Regions from separate parts of the Homo sapiens genome. Here region 1 is linked to region 2. The links are chromatin loops, found by intact Hi-C in ENCODE. Cell type or tissue: heart left ventricle. All regions are shown on one strand. Region 1 overlaps PDE1C (phosphodiesterase 1C). Region 2 overlaps PDE1C (phosphodiesterase 1C).

Region 1 (8,000 bases), 76 kb after region 2:
TGGTGAATGGCTAAGTTATTCCCTTGTTTTTCTAGTTGAGGGATGAAATGTGAGTTTTGGATAAGATAGGTAACTTGCTTATGATTGTGTAAGTAGTAAATGACAACACAGGCAAGATAAAGTGCCTGCCCAGGAGAAAGCTGAGACATAGACACAGCTAGTCACCGCAGTTATCGTAGCCAGGGAGAGCAAAAGACAGTTAACCAATCGGAGGCTAACTATAGCTCTAATGAGTGACGTTATGGGGTCTCATAAAAGGGAAAAGAGAACAAGGAAGACACTGAATTCTTTCTGGGTTAGCAGAGACACCCAAGTGTAAGAATGTAGAAAGTGTTTGAGAAACCACTTGACTGAAGGCAAAAACCTCATTGTTGTGCATATATATACGCCAAATGGAAGAAGAAAAATTAGATAAAAGTTTCAGGTTAGGGTGTGTATGTAGATATATAATATATCATGTATGTATGTAATGTATAAAACCTGATATGCATATTTATGGAAATGTTCTGGGTTTGATGGTGGAAAAATCATTGAAAACAAGTAGCTGGCAGTAACAGCAGACATTTACTGAGTATGTATACTGGGACTGAACTACTTACTGGGCTGGGAGGAGATACAGAAATTAGAGCCATTCTGTCATTGATCTTAAGGAGACTTTAGCCAGAGAAGGAGGATATGACCTTAACACAAATGAAAATAAAGCAAAGTGAGGGAAATATAAGTAAAGTCCAAAATATCATTATTATTTTGTATTATTTATTTGTGTTTGTCTTCTTTCTTTTCTTTTCCTCTTTCTTTCTCTTTCTCTTTCTTTCTTTCTTTGTTTCTTTCTCTCTCTCTTTCTTTCTTCTCTATTTTTTCTCTTTCTTTCCTTTCTCTCTTTCTCTCTCTCTCTTTTTTTTTTTTTTTTTTTTTTTGAGAAGAAGTTTCACTCTTGTTGCCCAGGCTGGAGTGCAATGGTTTAATCTTAGCTCACCACAACCTCTGCTTCCTGGGTTCAAGTGATTCTCCTGCCTCAGCCTCCCGAGTAGCTGGGATTACAGGCATGTGCCACTACGCCCAGCTAATTTTTGTATTTTTAGTAGAGACAGGGTTTCACCATGTGCGCCAGGATGGTCTCAATCTCCTGACCTCATGATCCGCCCGTCTCACCCTCCCCAAGTGCTGGGATTACAGGCGTAAGCCACTGTGCCAAGCCTGTATTTATTTGTTTTTATAAGAGACAGGGTCTCACTCTGTTGTCCCCAGGCTGAACTGGAACTCCTGGGCTCAAGCCTGATTCTCTTGCTTCAGTCTCCCAAGTAGCTGGACTACAGGCACATGCCACTACACCAGGCAGTAAGGTCCAAAATAATCAAATTAAAAAAAATTATAGAGGCCCAAATGTTTGAGAAACTATATGCAGTTAAAAATATGTTAAAGATGATTCTTGAAGGATAAGGCAGAATTTCAACAGGTAAAGGTGGAATAGAGGAGGCAGGTAAGGTAAAGTCATCTTTTGAGTGGTTAGGATTTGTAAATAACATAGAAACCTTTAAAAGTGACTTATACATGTTGGCATTATTACCTTTGGTCATGGCTCTGGCTGGAAACCAAGGCAGGCCCAAGGGTTTAACTTAGGGCTATTGATGAAGGTGCTCTTTACTGTAGGCGTCTGGGCAGAGTGGACAGAATCCAAAGCCTTGTAAGGCCCCCAGAGACTGGCAACAGCAGGGGGTTGTTGCCACCACTGGGGGGCCTGACCCAGCAGGGCAGAGGGTGAAGCCACAGTGGGACGGGCAGGGCTGGAGGCAAGATATTGCTTATGAGACAAGCCATCCCACCTGTCACTGTCAGCCCCAGTGTGAGCTTCCTATGGTCCACAAGTGCCTCATCTACCCTAACTTCCTTCCCTTTCTACTTTCTGATCTGCTGATGCCTCCAACAGAAACTCAACAGGAAGCCAGAGGGCCAGAGAGCCAGCGATGGCCCATCCACAGTCACCCCCAGGCACAGAGAAGGGTGGAGAACAGATCCAGGGTAGCTGAGAATAACCAACACAGACACATAGCACTTTCTACCAATTCCAGCCTTATACTGAAAGTTCATTACAGTTTTCCGCACCAGAGAATTCAGCAAAAGACAGCTCTGTATTGGATATCATTCAGAGGGATTTTATTACTGACAGTACCAGAAATAACTTCTTTTAAGTCCTACTTTGTGTGCTTCTAACGATATAACACTGTTCTCTAAGAAAAACAAAAAACACATAGTGATGCTAAATAAGTTGGTTTTATTAGGGAAGGGGATATTTTATTATCCAAGACCCTGGCCTTTCATTTCACCTGGGTGCTTTTCAGAGCTAGGACTCAGAGAACAAAGCTCTGTGAGGAGACTGCAGCTGGAGACTTTTTCTTACTTTCTAAGTTCATTCTTTTCTCTTTAGGCTTGTGGGTGGTTTCCTTTATAAGCCATTTTAGAAGTTCTGGGTCTCCACTGCTCCTGAGGTGACCAGACTTTCTGGAAAATGGAGGCTGAGGCAGGATGATGAGCTCAGCTGGGTGGGCCCTCATCCTGTCCTGATTCCTAAGCACTGCTGGGAGTAAATCCTTTAAATTGCACATCACATTTGCATCTCTCTGTTTACATTTCTTAATTTCCTCAAGAATCGTTTGTTTGTCGAGAGCTGGTTGTTTCTTTAGCAAAGATTTCCTGAATAAACAATGTAAAGAGCCTTCTTTTTTAAAAACACCGCTCCACTAAATAAACAAATACAGCAATGAATAAATAAAGGAAATATCTAGTAGGTTAATCCTAGTCCATGCAAACATGTTTTCTTCCACACAGCTGACTAAAGGCATAGATTCAATAGAATTCAAGTAGTTCTGACTCATGCTCATTTAATTTAATCAGCATTGACCATATGTTTGGAGTTTGTCTTAAAACAGAAGCGTTTCTTCCTAGTTTTGTGTGTGTATGTGTGTGTGTGTGTGTGTGTGTGTGTTCGTGTTCAATGAAAACTCTATAAGTGTTATAGACTATTTTCAGCTAAAAACCTTCCCCTCTCCTGGTTAGTTTCCTAATGTTGTTGCAGCAAATTATCACAAACCAGGTGGCTTAAAACAAATTTTTTCCCTCACAGTTCTGGAGGCCAGAAGTCCAAAATCAAGGGGGTTAGTGGGACCATGCTCCTTCCATCGACCCTGGGGAAGAACCTTCCTTGCCTCTTCCCAGCATCTGGTGGCTCCTGGCAATCTTGATATTCCTTGGCTTCTGGTCTCATCACTCAGGTCTCTTCCTCCTGCTTCACATGGCCTTCTCTCTGTGCCCTCCCCACTTCTTATTAGGATATCAGTTATTGGATTTAGGGCATCCTAATCCAATATGAGCTCATCTGGATCCTTAATTAATTATATATGCAAAAATCCAGCTTCCAAATAAGGTCACTGTACTGGGTTAAAAAAATGTCCCCACCAAAATTCATATCAACCCAGAACCTCAGAATGTGACTTTATTTGGGAATACAGTCTTTGCAGATATAACTAGTCAACATGAGGTCATCCTGGATTAGAGTGGGTCCCAAATCCAATGACTGGTGTCTTTACAAGATCGGAAGAGGCCATAGGGAGAAGAAAGCCATGTGAAGTAGGAGGAAGAAATTGGAGTCAGACAGCTACAAGGCATGGAACATGAAGAATTGTCAGAAACCACCAGAAGCTAGGAGGAGGCAAGGAAGGATTCTTCTCAACAGCCTTCAGAGAAGGTGTCCCATAAACACCTTGATTTTGGACGTCTAGTTCCCAGAACTGTGCAAGAATAAATTTCTGTTGTTGTAAACCACTAAATTTGTGTTAATTTGTTATGGCAGTCCTGAGAAAATAATTCAATCACTCTTAAGTTTTCCAGGTAGATGTGAATTTTGGTGGTATACTAGTCAATCCACTTCACCCTAACTGTGAGGGGAGTTGGCCAATGTCATTCTACCTGTTATGCAAATGAGGAGCAAGGTGCTAGGGGAAGGGGCAGAGCAGGAAACTGATTTCACTTTTAAAAAACATTATTGTGGCACTATTCACAATAGCAAAGACTTGGAACCAACCCAAATGTCCATCAATGATAGACTGGATTAAGAAAATGTGACACACATACACCATGGAATACTATGCAGCCATAAAAAAGATGAATTCATGTCCTTTGCAGGGACATAGATGAAGCTGGAAACCATCATTCTCGGCAAACTATCACAAGGACAGAAAACCAACCACCACATGTTCTCACTCATAGGTGGGAACTGAACAATAAGAACACTTAGACACAGGGCGGGGAACATCACACACTGGGACCTGTCGGGGGCTGGGGGTTGGGGGAGGGATAGCATTAGGAGAAATACCTAATGTAAATGACGAGTTGATGGGTGCAGGAAACCAACATGGCACATGTATAGCTATGTATCAAACCTGCATGTTGTGCACATGTTCCCTAGAACTTAAAGTATAATAACAAAATAAATAAATAATAAAAAACGTATTAAAGTTCAATTCTCTTTTTTCTTGGAGATAAAAAGATTTCTCAAGGTTCCTGGAAAGCCACTTTTTGGGGGCCAATCATAAATATAATTTAACAGATTATATAAATAGCCCTACTATTTAAAAAAATGTAGACCCCTTTAGTGCTTTTATAGAGCTCTGAGCAAAGAATTGTAAGAAAACTCCATGCCTTCCCTATGATGATCTGGTCTTATTTCATGACTGCTATGGTACTGCTTACTAGTCTACTCTTGGCCCTTGTCCGTGCGCTGATAAACCTTTCATGGTATGCACTCACTCATGGCTTGATGGTGTCTGGATAGCAGATTCCCAGGGTTTGTTCTTTAGGCGTCAATTTTTATAATTATTTCCTTACATTTTGCTCTCTTTTACTTTGAGGAAAGGTCGTGTTTCCTTCAGAGTAGCTAAGGCATGGACCTAGGGTAGGAGGTTTCAGGAATTGCTACTCTGAAGGACGATGTTTTCTGTCATCTTCCTAGATTTCCAACCTGGGGCTTTCAGATTCCAATTTGTTAGTTTGCTGGAATTCTTACAGAGGAAAAGGAGGTTATGGTTCCACATGGCAAGATCATTTGTGTCAACATTTAATTTAACAGTCAATGTTTTTGTTAACTGAGGTAACAGACAATCTGCAAACAGAATAAATTTTTAAAAGATTACTCCATCAAAGGGGACCTTCCTCAGGAATTATTTTCTAGAATTCTCTATCTAGACTGGTGATCTTCTAAATCTTCTAGGCAAAACCACTTATGTAATTTGCAGAGCCCAGTGTGCACGCAGTGAAAATTTGGGTCTCCTTGTTCAAAAAACATAAAAAGGGGACCATGGCCCTTCAAGCATGAAAGAGTGATACCTTTGTTGGGCGTGTGGTGAGAGGATCCCAGGGAAAGAGAAAACAAGGAGCGACTTTGAGGCACTGTGGGTGGTGAACTGCATCCAGATGATCTAGCCCAGCAGTCTCCAACTTTTTGGCACCAGGGACCCATTTTGTGGAAGACAATTTTGCCACGGATGGCAGGGGGATGGTTTTAGGATGAAACTGTCCTACCTCAGATCATCAGGCATTAGAATCTCATAAGGAGTGTGCAATCTAGATCCCTCATGTGCACAATTCACAGTAGGGTTCGTGCTACTATGAGAATCTAATGCCTCAGTTGATCTGACAGGAGCCAGAGCACAGGCTGTCTTGCTCGCTTGCCAGCTGCTCACCTCCTGCTGTCTGGTTCCTAACAGGCCATTGACTGCTACCAGTCTGTGGCCTTGGGTTTGCGGACCCCTGATCTAGCCCTTTCCTCTCCACCTCTATCATACCGCCTTCAGGTACTCTTCCTCCTCCTGCTCTTTTGAACGTGCCTCACACCCCTTTATTTTCCAGCCCTTTTGCTCCCTTTCTCCTCCCACATTCCTTCATTTGGGCAGCCTGCAGCATCTTTGACCTACTCCACCCCACATCTCTCCTTCACTCTGCCAGTTCATATGGTCAGGCCTGGATTCAACAGCCCGAGCTCAGAAGAGCCCCTGCATGTGATCTGATGCTCTCATGTTGCCGTCTTGAAATTCTTAATACTTTTTTAGTTGGTTTTACAAATAAGTGAAGTGGTGGAATGATAAATCAGAGGGTTTTAAAATTTGCAAGTTAATGCTCATGTTGCATGAAAGAAATACACAGGTATTTGCACAATGCTTTGAGACACTAAAGGTCTGTGCAGCCACGGCAGTATCCTTCCCTGTAAACCATGGTGATTTTTTAAAAAAAATTATTATTTTTTTTAGAGGCAGGGTCTTGCTCTGTCACCCAGGCTGCAGTGCAAACATGGTGCTTTTGATTCTCATTTGACTTTTGCAGGAACATTTGTTTCACTTTCTAATATCAACGAAATGTTTGGAGTTCTCAGTTGTGATAGTGAATGGCATGCATCATTCAGTGCATTTGCTATTGTGTCAGATTTTCTGTGGTGTTTTAGGGAGTCATCCATGAATTGATCTTAAATGAGGGCTGGATATGTATCTCCCTCCTCCTGAGCTTCCCCAACTCTCCTGATTTGGGTCTCATTTCCTGTCTTTTATGTAGAAGCTTTCATAAGACTCTACTTTGATCATTCATTGTCTTAGGAAATTTGAGTTCACTAAGGAGTGTGTAGGCATTAGAACTTCATTGTTCCCATCTTTGAGTCTGTGTAACCAGGAGTAATTGGGAGATGTTTCTGTCATCACTTAGCCCTGGAGCAATTTGTACTCTGACTTCAAGAGAGTATGACAAGGATAGTTACATGGAGAGGGGGATGGGTTTAGAATATTTTAATTGCTATTCTAGTACATGTCAGTATGACATGATCTGCAAAAGGAAATTTCCCTAACGATTTTAAGTCTGTACCAGTTGCATTTTGTTCATTCAGAAGAGCTATGAAGCAATGTGGATTCCCATTTTCTCAGATAGTAGATTTTATATAATTTTTTTGGCATGGAGCTGTATATGGAGAGAGGAGCTAACTGGTCAGCCTGAATATGCCTCAAGTTTATGCAAATTTCTCAAAGCCCATGGGGTTCAACAATATCTTATGAATTGTTTCTTTTTCTATTTTACTTTTTTATTTCCAACTTTTGATTTTGATTTTTTTTCAAACATGTGGGCAAGTTCAAAAGATTAGTATAATGAACACCTACACTTGCCATCTAGATTCTACAATTGTTATAGTGAGTTGGTTCTTGACTCCAATTAGGCACTTTTTGCGTTTTATTCACAGGCCCCTTTCAAAACCTATTGGTTTTGGCTTGTCACTCAGATTTTCCCAAACTGAGAGGGACCCATTAACTTCTGTTTTTATGCTAAAAAAAAAGAGGAAATTAAAAAAATCATAGAACCTTCCCTATTAGTGTTGTTGATGACAGTATTGATTCTTGTGTAAATTGGATTTACCTTTATCCTTTCATCTTCCTTTTTATAGGCTATTGAGAGTTTACTGTCATGCCTACCTGAGCACAGGAGTTTGGCATTAAATTCATGGTTTGTAACTTAACCATTGCTACTTACAGAACAAAACAACTGGATGAATATCACATGGAACTATTTTTCATTCTTTCGAGTTCACACCGATGTGCTTGTTGAGAAAGAGAAACATCTGAAACACAGGCCCCTTGGTGTAACATCAGTGACAACACTGCCTGTCTAGGGAACCTCGACTGGATGGCTGCCAGCTCAGGGGTGCAGTTGAGAACGATTCCTGGGTCGCTGTTGACTCCTTGGAGGAGACATTTCATGCCCACATAACTCTAGATATTTGCTGATGGAAAGCACAGTGCTCTACTGTGCACTTCAAGTGGAATATCATGCAGATAGCAGTGAATTGCATCATGCAGATTAGAAGGGGGGTTATCTAAGGTAGCATAACAGCCTCTTTTGAAGGCACTGAAAAAATATATATTTGGGAATAGTGTTGGCATACAGCACCTAGAACAAAGTCTCACATGTAAACC
Region 2 (8,000 bases):
GCAAGCTTCCCATCCACCTTACTATGCTAACAGACTCTACTCCTCACCCCAGCATACTACAGGACTGGCCAATCACAGAATTCACCTTCCAGGTAATAAAAGTTGGTTTCAAGTAGGGTATGGATCCCAAACAGAAGCATTAGAGTCCCTCATTGACATTTCTGTATTGGCTGTGGGAAAGGGAGGCTTTGCTTTTCTTCTGGACTTTCATGGGGCTGCCATTGGATCCATTTCCCACCTCATAGAGAAGACCTTTTATGATAGGAGGCAGTGAGGCTAGTGCTCAAAAGGAAGCAGAAAACACGGAGTGGGAATCCCTGGGTCAGCTCCTGGAGGTCCCAGTTCCTGTAGATGTGTCTCCAGTTCTGTCAGCTGTCCCAGCTACATGAGCTAGTTAGACTCTGTTTTTGCTTAGGATGTTTTGAATTTGGTTTCTCTGAAACAGTCTTAACTAATACCCTATTGATGTACAGAGAAGTTAAGTGACTCTTCCAACCTACACAGCAAAGATGAGGAGAAAAGCCATAGGCAACAAAGCCTGGACCTTTGGTTTTAAATTTCTTATTTAAGCCCTCTCTGTGTTTTCTTTCTATATAACCGAACTTTTAAATGATATAATTAGTGTTCAGGCAACATGGGATTACTCAATTAACATTTACTGAGTGTCTATTAGGTGCCAGTCAGTTTGCTAAGCCCTGGGTTTGCAAAAGTAGGTAAGATACTTACTTAACTTTCAGCAATTTGAAGGCTAGTGGCAGAGACTGATATGAGTACCTGGAGGTGATGAATATAGTTCCAGGGGGATGCGAAGGAAGCTACGTCTACCTGGGAGGGCCAGAGAAGGTGTTACAGACTACAGTGAATTGTGTATTCATTCTAGGAGACTCATTAGAGTCATAAGGAAGAAACTTGCTTAGACTCTTTTCATTGATGTCAGCCTTTTGCAAAAATGCAAAGAAACCTTTTACAAAGATGAGAGAAAAACAAGGAGTCTTCCGGGCAGCCCAAAATAAACTAGTTGAGATTTCTGAGATGTTCTTAGGGACTACTGGCAAAGCTGCTTGCACTTAACTGAGATATGGCTTGTGTTCTAGTGAACCTTCTCTATGTTCACCACTCATTGAGAATTCCCTAAGGAGAGAGTATGGTTGGGTCTGTTTGCTGTCATGCAACATGGAGCTATTGGAGATAAATCTCACCACCTCCCCCTCACTGGCCCCCGGCTCCTCCCCCCCCCCCCCACCGCCGTTCCGTCAGAAGTAGTTGGCCCCTGAATTGGTCTGGGTAACAGGATTACCTTCTCCTACTAATCAATTCCCAAGAGCCTTACTTTCCTTAAAAGCTTAATGTGTGGTGTCCTCTTGCAGCTCATCTAGTGCAGTACTGAGGGACAGATAGAAGTGTAGTCATGAGAGGTGATGCTGGAAAGGAAGGCAGAGGCTGGGTAGTGATACATGACATTTAAAAATTTTACTTTTTGTTTTACTCAAAATTATGTATGCTCATAGTTTGAGGAGGTGAGTAATTGAACACATTTTACTATACAACAAAAAAGTGCTGTGTTCTAGGTGTTCTTTCATATCTTCTAGAGAAATATATATATATTTTATGATACATAATATTTTTAGAAGTTTGTGTTTTATCCTTTCAGTTATAAGAAATTGTTAAAAGATGTTAAGCTGGAGAGTAACAAAATTAGATTTGAATTTTAGGATTGTAATTCTGGAAAAAGGGTGGAGGACAGATTGGAGATGCGACTCGAGGCCTGGAGACCAGTTGGGGAAGATGCCTGATTTGGGGTAGCGCTGCTGAAGATGAAAGAACAGGGGGCATGTTTGAAATGAGAATTGACAGAACATAGATTTAGAGTAGAGAAAGAGGAGCTGTTGTCTTCTGAGTTCTTTCAGCTTAGATGTCTCAGTGAATTTGGTGTTATTTGCCTCGTTAGGGACTATGGAGATAAGAGCAGGCTAGGATAAAGCAGAATGATAAACTTGGGTATAGATATGTTAAATTGGTAGCCTCTGGAATGTTCAAGTAGCTATTGGTGATGGCAATATGGAGCCATGGAGAGACCTTTGGCCTGGAGTGGTGGGTCTGAGAATCTTGGTTCTTATTATTAAATCCTTGCAAGGAGATGACCCAGGGAAGAGGGCATTGACCTGAATCTTACCAGAAAAGCAATTCCAGGAGAATACTTTAAAAAATTGTTGTTTGTTTCCCCCAGATTACATATTTAATGTATTAACTGGTCCTTTTACTCTCCCATTCAATTGGAATTGCCAGATCGTTCAGCATATTTTTATTGGGTTTCCATTATGTACTAGGTGCTAGGAGCTTCAGAAGGGATACGAAAATATCAGAAGAAAATCCTTACCATCAGGAAACTTAGAATATATTGAGGGAAACAAGATACGTCTTATACATGTGAAAAGGTTAAAAATCAACAACAAAAAAGAGGGCAATAATTAATTGCTGACTAAGTGATGTGGACGCTACATGCTAGGATTCAGAGAAGGGAGACATTTGTGTTTGAAGGATTGTTTTCGAGTCTTTCTTTTCTTAATAAAGATCAAGTTAAATCTCTCTGAAATACATTCTTAATGTATATTAAAGGGGAAAAATGTGAATATCAAAAGAAGTAGATTCTCACATTTACAGTGAAATTTTCTTTACTTGAATACTCATGCAGCTTACTAGTACATCATCACTTGATTATTGTAATTTGGTTATGCTAGTGTATTAGTTAATTACAACTCAATATTTAGCAGCAAAGTGCTTAATATCTTGACTGAGCTTTACAGCATTCCTCTGTCAGTTGGGAAGCAGCCCTCAGCAGAGAGGTTTCTGCATTACCATCTCTAGTTTTCAATCTTTAATTTTCTTTGGCTCATGGAAGACTACTTTCCTTGGTTTCCATTTCCCCACATGGAAGAAAAGTGTTTATAGGACCTATCTCCTGGATTTTTGAGAAACAACTAAAAGAAATAATTGTTATTAGGTTAATGCAAAAGTAATTGCAGTTTTTGCTGTTAGTTTTAGCGGCAAAAACCGCATTACTTTTGCACCAACTTAACAAATATAAGGCACATTACAATAGACTGGGACAGCTTTGAGAATGACCATCATCGGAGTTTCCCACTAGCAATAAAAATGAATTCTACAACAAATGCAACACTCTATTTCTGGAGGAAGTATACTGAATTCGTGTAAAGTGTTGGTATTCTTCAGGCTTTTATTGTACTGTTTATACAGAGTCCTCTTGACAGCTGTTATTAAACAAAATAAATGAGTCTTAATGACCGTAAGACAAAGCTAGATGTTCCTAGCTTGTGAGATTATGAAAAAACTAAAGAGAATCATTCCATCCAGAAGATATAAAAATTGATCATTTTAGGTAATGAGTTTTGTTCATATAGTTGAAGGAATACACATCTGTATGCAGAAAATTCAGTCATTCATTCACTTACCAAATATTTCTGTGGCACTTACTATGTGCCTGGTGCTGTGCTAAGCACCAGGGAATTAGTGGGAAACAAGACAAAGGCTCCCTCCCTCGGGGGATGTTCAGCCTACAGTAGAGGAATATATTAAACAATACTTCCATAAATTACTACCTGCTGTGACGAGTGCTGCAAGAAGTCCAGCACAGGGAGCTGTGAAAACATAGAAGAGAGGACCCAAACCTGGTCCGGGATTCAGAGAAGGCTTCTCTGAGGAAAAGAGACGCATGCTGAGACATGAAGATTATGTAAATTGTAGTTAAGTAGAGTTAGGGAAGCGTATTCTAGGCATTTAAGGCCTGGGATGTTTATACCTGTAAAGATCTAAAGACAAGAAGGAGCATGGCCCCTCTGAGAAAATGAAAGAAGGCCAAGTGGCTGCAGCGCAGACTGGAAGGAGGCGAAGGCTCCAGACACAGCTGGAGAGGAGCCAGGTCCGACTTCATCCACCAGGGGGCCTCAGCAAGGGGAAGCCATTATCAGTAGGCATGGATGTGAGAACTTTTTAGGAGGTAGATCCAACAGGACTTGGATATGGGGGATGAGGAAGAAAGTGGAATTAAGGTCAACTCGCAGGGTTTTGGCTTGAATCCCCAGGTTCTTTTTTCTTAGATTAGGATCACTAAGGGAGGAACATGTTTGCAGGTCTTGTCGTGAGTGGGAACAGAATGAATGGGGGATAGAGAGTTCAGTATGGGATGAGTTCAGTGTGGGACATACTGACTATGAGGGGAGATATGGGGAAGGCAAGAGCAGTTGGATAAGTGAGTCTGGAGATTAAACAGGTCTGGAGATATAATCTACAGCCCAGCAAAGTAAGCAGGAAAATTCTGTGTATATCTGAATGATGCCAAATTAATATATCTATAAATTTTGTAAGTAGAGAATACAGTTTAGTGTGACCCCTAAATAGTCTGAAGGAAGGTTTCAGAAGACCAAAAATTTATGTATATTTTCTCATTGGCATTTACTTGTTCAAAATATTGGCATTTACTTAGGCCAGCTAATAATCATAACTTTACTTGAAACTTATATTGACTACTTGGTATCATGCCCATCAAAACATAGGTTTGGAACAGAGACAGAAACCAGTATGGTCATTCCCAGTATTCCAAGGGCAGAAAGAGGCCATGACCCAGGGAGCCAAATGGGATGAGCCCTCATCACGGACCTTCTGGGAGGTAGAGGGCACATGCCATGGGGCTGAGACCTGAAGCCTGGAGCCTAGCCCACTGCAGAAGGGCCAAGTGAAGCTTGGCTGCGTGGAGGCTCTCTGGCTCTGGCAAGAGGCCTTTCTGCAGTTTAGGCTCCATTGAGGGGGCTTGGCCTCCTGTGCCTGCTCCAGAGGTGCCTCCATGGATATGGCTGGGCCTTGTCTCCTGGAGCAGTCCACAGTTCTGGCCACAGCGCTCACTCACTGTACCACCTCTGCCCATTCATGCCCTTTCTCTGCTCTTTAAGGCCTTCCTTCTATTTCTACCCAAATCCAAGGACCCATTGCAAGGACCCGGTATTCAATATTCTGCCAAAATACAGCTTTCCTTTCCCTTAAGGCCACCAGAAGAGCAATAATTTAGACAATCAGTATGAGAGTGCATGGAGCATTTTGTCTGAAAGTCACAATTGGATATCCAAAGACCATTAAACTGTTGTTTATCCAGATTCCAACCAAAGAAAATGCTTAAATAACCAAGACTTTTCCTACACTCTAGAGATACATCTAGTAAATATGGAAGTGAAAGATTAATCTTTGAAAGCTCCTTCCAGATGTTTTAGGAGTAGTTCAAATTCCGACTGACATCCTGCCACTTGTTTTCATTTGTCTCTCTGACTTTTGTCTAAGGATGACCCACAAAAGTTTATTGCATTTAGTATACCATTCCATGTGGGTGTCACTGGAAACCGTGTCTGCTAACTGTGAGGAATTTAAACACTTTCATAAATAAGGCCTTTCCTAGCTCATTAGTGAAATAGAAGGATTAATTATCATAAATCAAGCCTCATAAATGTTGTTTCAGAACTGCCATTCTGACTATAAAATCACTGACTGAAATTAGTCATTGTTAAAAAAAAAATGAAAGAATCGTTCAAAGCACCAATTTCTGGGAGATTTGGCATAGTTTCAGTGAAGGTAACTACTATAGCTCAGGAAAATTTGCTTCCAATGCTCATCTGATTTCAGTTGACAGAAGAGCTCAAAATGGTCCCAAGAAATGCATCTGCTAGTTGGCGCTTTTTTTCCCTGTATTTTGGACAATGGGCTCATTTTGCCATATTTAAATTGTTGAGATTTATAGAGCGTGTGTTTAGGGAGGCTTACATAGATGATGCTACTACAAGATAGGATTTTGGATGAAATAGGAAGGACTCATGCTCCCAAGGAGCCATGGCACTGATTCAAATTCACCTGGAATTGTAAATGACCAGCAGCTGCTTTCTGCCAGGAGTCAGTTTTGATAAGAGTTGGGAGGAAGGGCACAGAGTGGGGAGAGGGAAGGAACACTGCAGGAGTGGGTAGGCAAGACTTAGAAAAATTAGACTGACATTGAAGTGAAATTCAGCAGAAGATTACAGTTTTTGTTCTGGCTAAATCTACAAGGGGAAAAACAAAGTAGAGAATTGAAACAGCTCTGTGAATAATTCAATTAGAAAAAACCCTACTCCTCCCCTAATTACAGGGATAGATCTGTGAAGAGTGAGATTTTGTCTTAATCCTTTGGATTTATATCTACTTTGGCAGTGCCGTCACAGATATTAAGAGATAGTTTTGCTTTTAGCTTTTCTTACTGATGTTTATTTAAGCAGGAGACGGGCTCCCAGGAAGAAGGTCGTAAAAATTGCTTCCATTCCCACCCACACAGTTTTGCAGTACTTATAACACAGCAAGTGGTTGTAAATACGTGAATAGAGGACTAAATCAGTTATGCAAAAAACGTACTACTTGGGCTTCCACAAGCATGACATTTGCTTTCTATTTTCTTTCTCTCAAAACCTTTCCCTGTTTTTTCCTTGGTGCCACTGATTAGCTCATTGCCCAGCTTTGAGCAAAAGGCTTTTAGCTAGAAGGAAAGGAAATTGTGTTTGGTTTGCTAAAAAAAAAATCTTGCCTTCCAAAGGAAGAGTTCAGCTTTCTTTGGGGAGGGGTCCCATTTAGGGCTTCTTAAATAGGAGTCCAAGTGCTGGAATTTTTAATCCAGGCTCATGAGAGAAGCAGGCATGAGCAGCAGATTTGATTTCTGTTTCTGGCCAGCTGTCTGCAGGCAGCCGAGGGGATGCGGAGGGAGATCAGTGAAGAGTGGGGCTTGCTTTGGGAGGACAGGAGCACTGGGGCAGCCTGGGTCTGCCATGTGAGTTGGTGTAGCCCCAGGTGGGGCTTCCTGTGGGGTTGTTTAGTTTGGAGTTTGTTACCTTCTCCTAGGTTTCTCTACTTTCCACTGCCTGGCCAGCACTAGATAGAAATGCACTTGCTCCTAAGAAAGAGTAAAAAATTGACTGTCTTATTTACATCTCTGCTTCAGATTTGCATTCTCCCATTCTTTAGGGTCACCATCCCCACCCCCAAACCACACTGTCAAAGGCTTCCTTCATGTGAATTTGATCCATCACTTTTGGCTAAACATACTGGAGTCCTCTATGTTTGGGAGCTGGCTATCTCTGAATATGATCTTCCTTTTCTAAGATAATTCAATGACAGTATGAGTCTGTAGAACAATTTTCTCTACTAGAAAACCTAGCTAATAAATTCCCTAGAATTTTTGTTTTTGTTAGTTTTTCTTTCCTAATGATTGGGCTGTTCAAGGTAAAAATGAGGTTTTTTTTTTTTCCATTTTATAATCTTTTGTTGTTGTTGTTGTCTTGCTTTGGACTTTTGGCCAGGCAGGAAAATGAAATCATTGTGCACATGGAATTTCATTTTGTAGCTCATCAGTTAAATATTCGAGCTAGTAAGACAGGAGATTCTCTTACTCTATTATCTCCTTTCTCACCCTTAAATATTCTTGTGGAAGGTGTCAAGAGACCACCAGTTTATGTATATATTTTTCTCATTAGCATTTACTTGTTCAAAATATGGGAAAGGCCAGGAAGCAATGGATAGCTTTGCAAAGTTAGTTTTTAATACATGCATCATGGAAATGAAATCACTGATAGGAATGAGAAGAAATGTACAAAGACTTTCCATTCTCAGTAGCGCGTAGATTAATTCATACAAATGATGTAAGAGATCCATTAGAAGTTTCTAGAGATATCCAATTCTTTCCAACCTGTACCCTGCATGCCAGTGAAAAACAAAACCAGAGGATCAGATGATCGTTCAGATCCTCACTCATTTCATGGTTATTTGTGACATTTTATCTCAGTCCACTTTCCCATGAGTGAAACACATGTGATCTGTACTCATGAGAACCTGTAGTTAACTACACGAGCCTTGCTGTGCATTTTGTTTTTATCTGAGCCTGTCTTTCAATGTCCTATCCCTTGAGAGAACTGAGGGCTGAG

What was found. Hi-C counts contacts between places; a loop is a spot of excess contacts. Peaks named below come from ENCODE experiments on the same cell type or tissue, not always from the same donor. Only the 100,000 strongest peaks of a DNase experiment are listed, where the experiment ranks them.
Region 1: a loop joins it to region 2, with 1.9 times the contacts of the local background. A loop is called at or near these places in 2 of 110 quality-filtered maps.

Annotation. Positions count from the first base shown.
Region 1 is chr7:31,981,913-31,989,912 of GRCh38, reverse strand. All of the region lies in intron 2 of PDE1C (phosphodiesterase 1C), which reads left to right. Among named protein-coding and RNA genes, the nearest start is that of PDE1C, 84 kb to the left of the region's middle. In heart left ventricle, no CTCF peak of the experiment used is centred here; no DNase peak of the experiment used is centred here; H3K27ac peaks cover 1,112 bases.
Region 2 is chr7:32,058,293-32,066,292 of GRCh38, reverse strand. All of the region lies in intron 1 of PDE1C (phosphodiesterase 1C), which reads left to right. Among named protein-coding and RNA genes, the nearest start is that of PDE1C, 8.1 kb to the left of the region's middle. In heart left ventricle, a CTCF peak has its summit at 3,945 (motif pointing right); a DNase peak (open chromatin) is centred at 3,922; H3K4me3 peaks cover 3,193 bases; H3K27ac peaks cover 2,475 bases.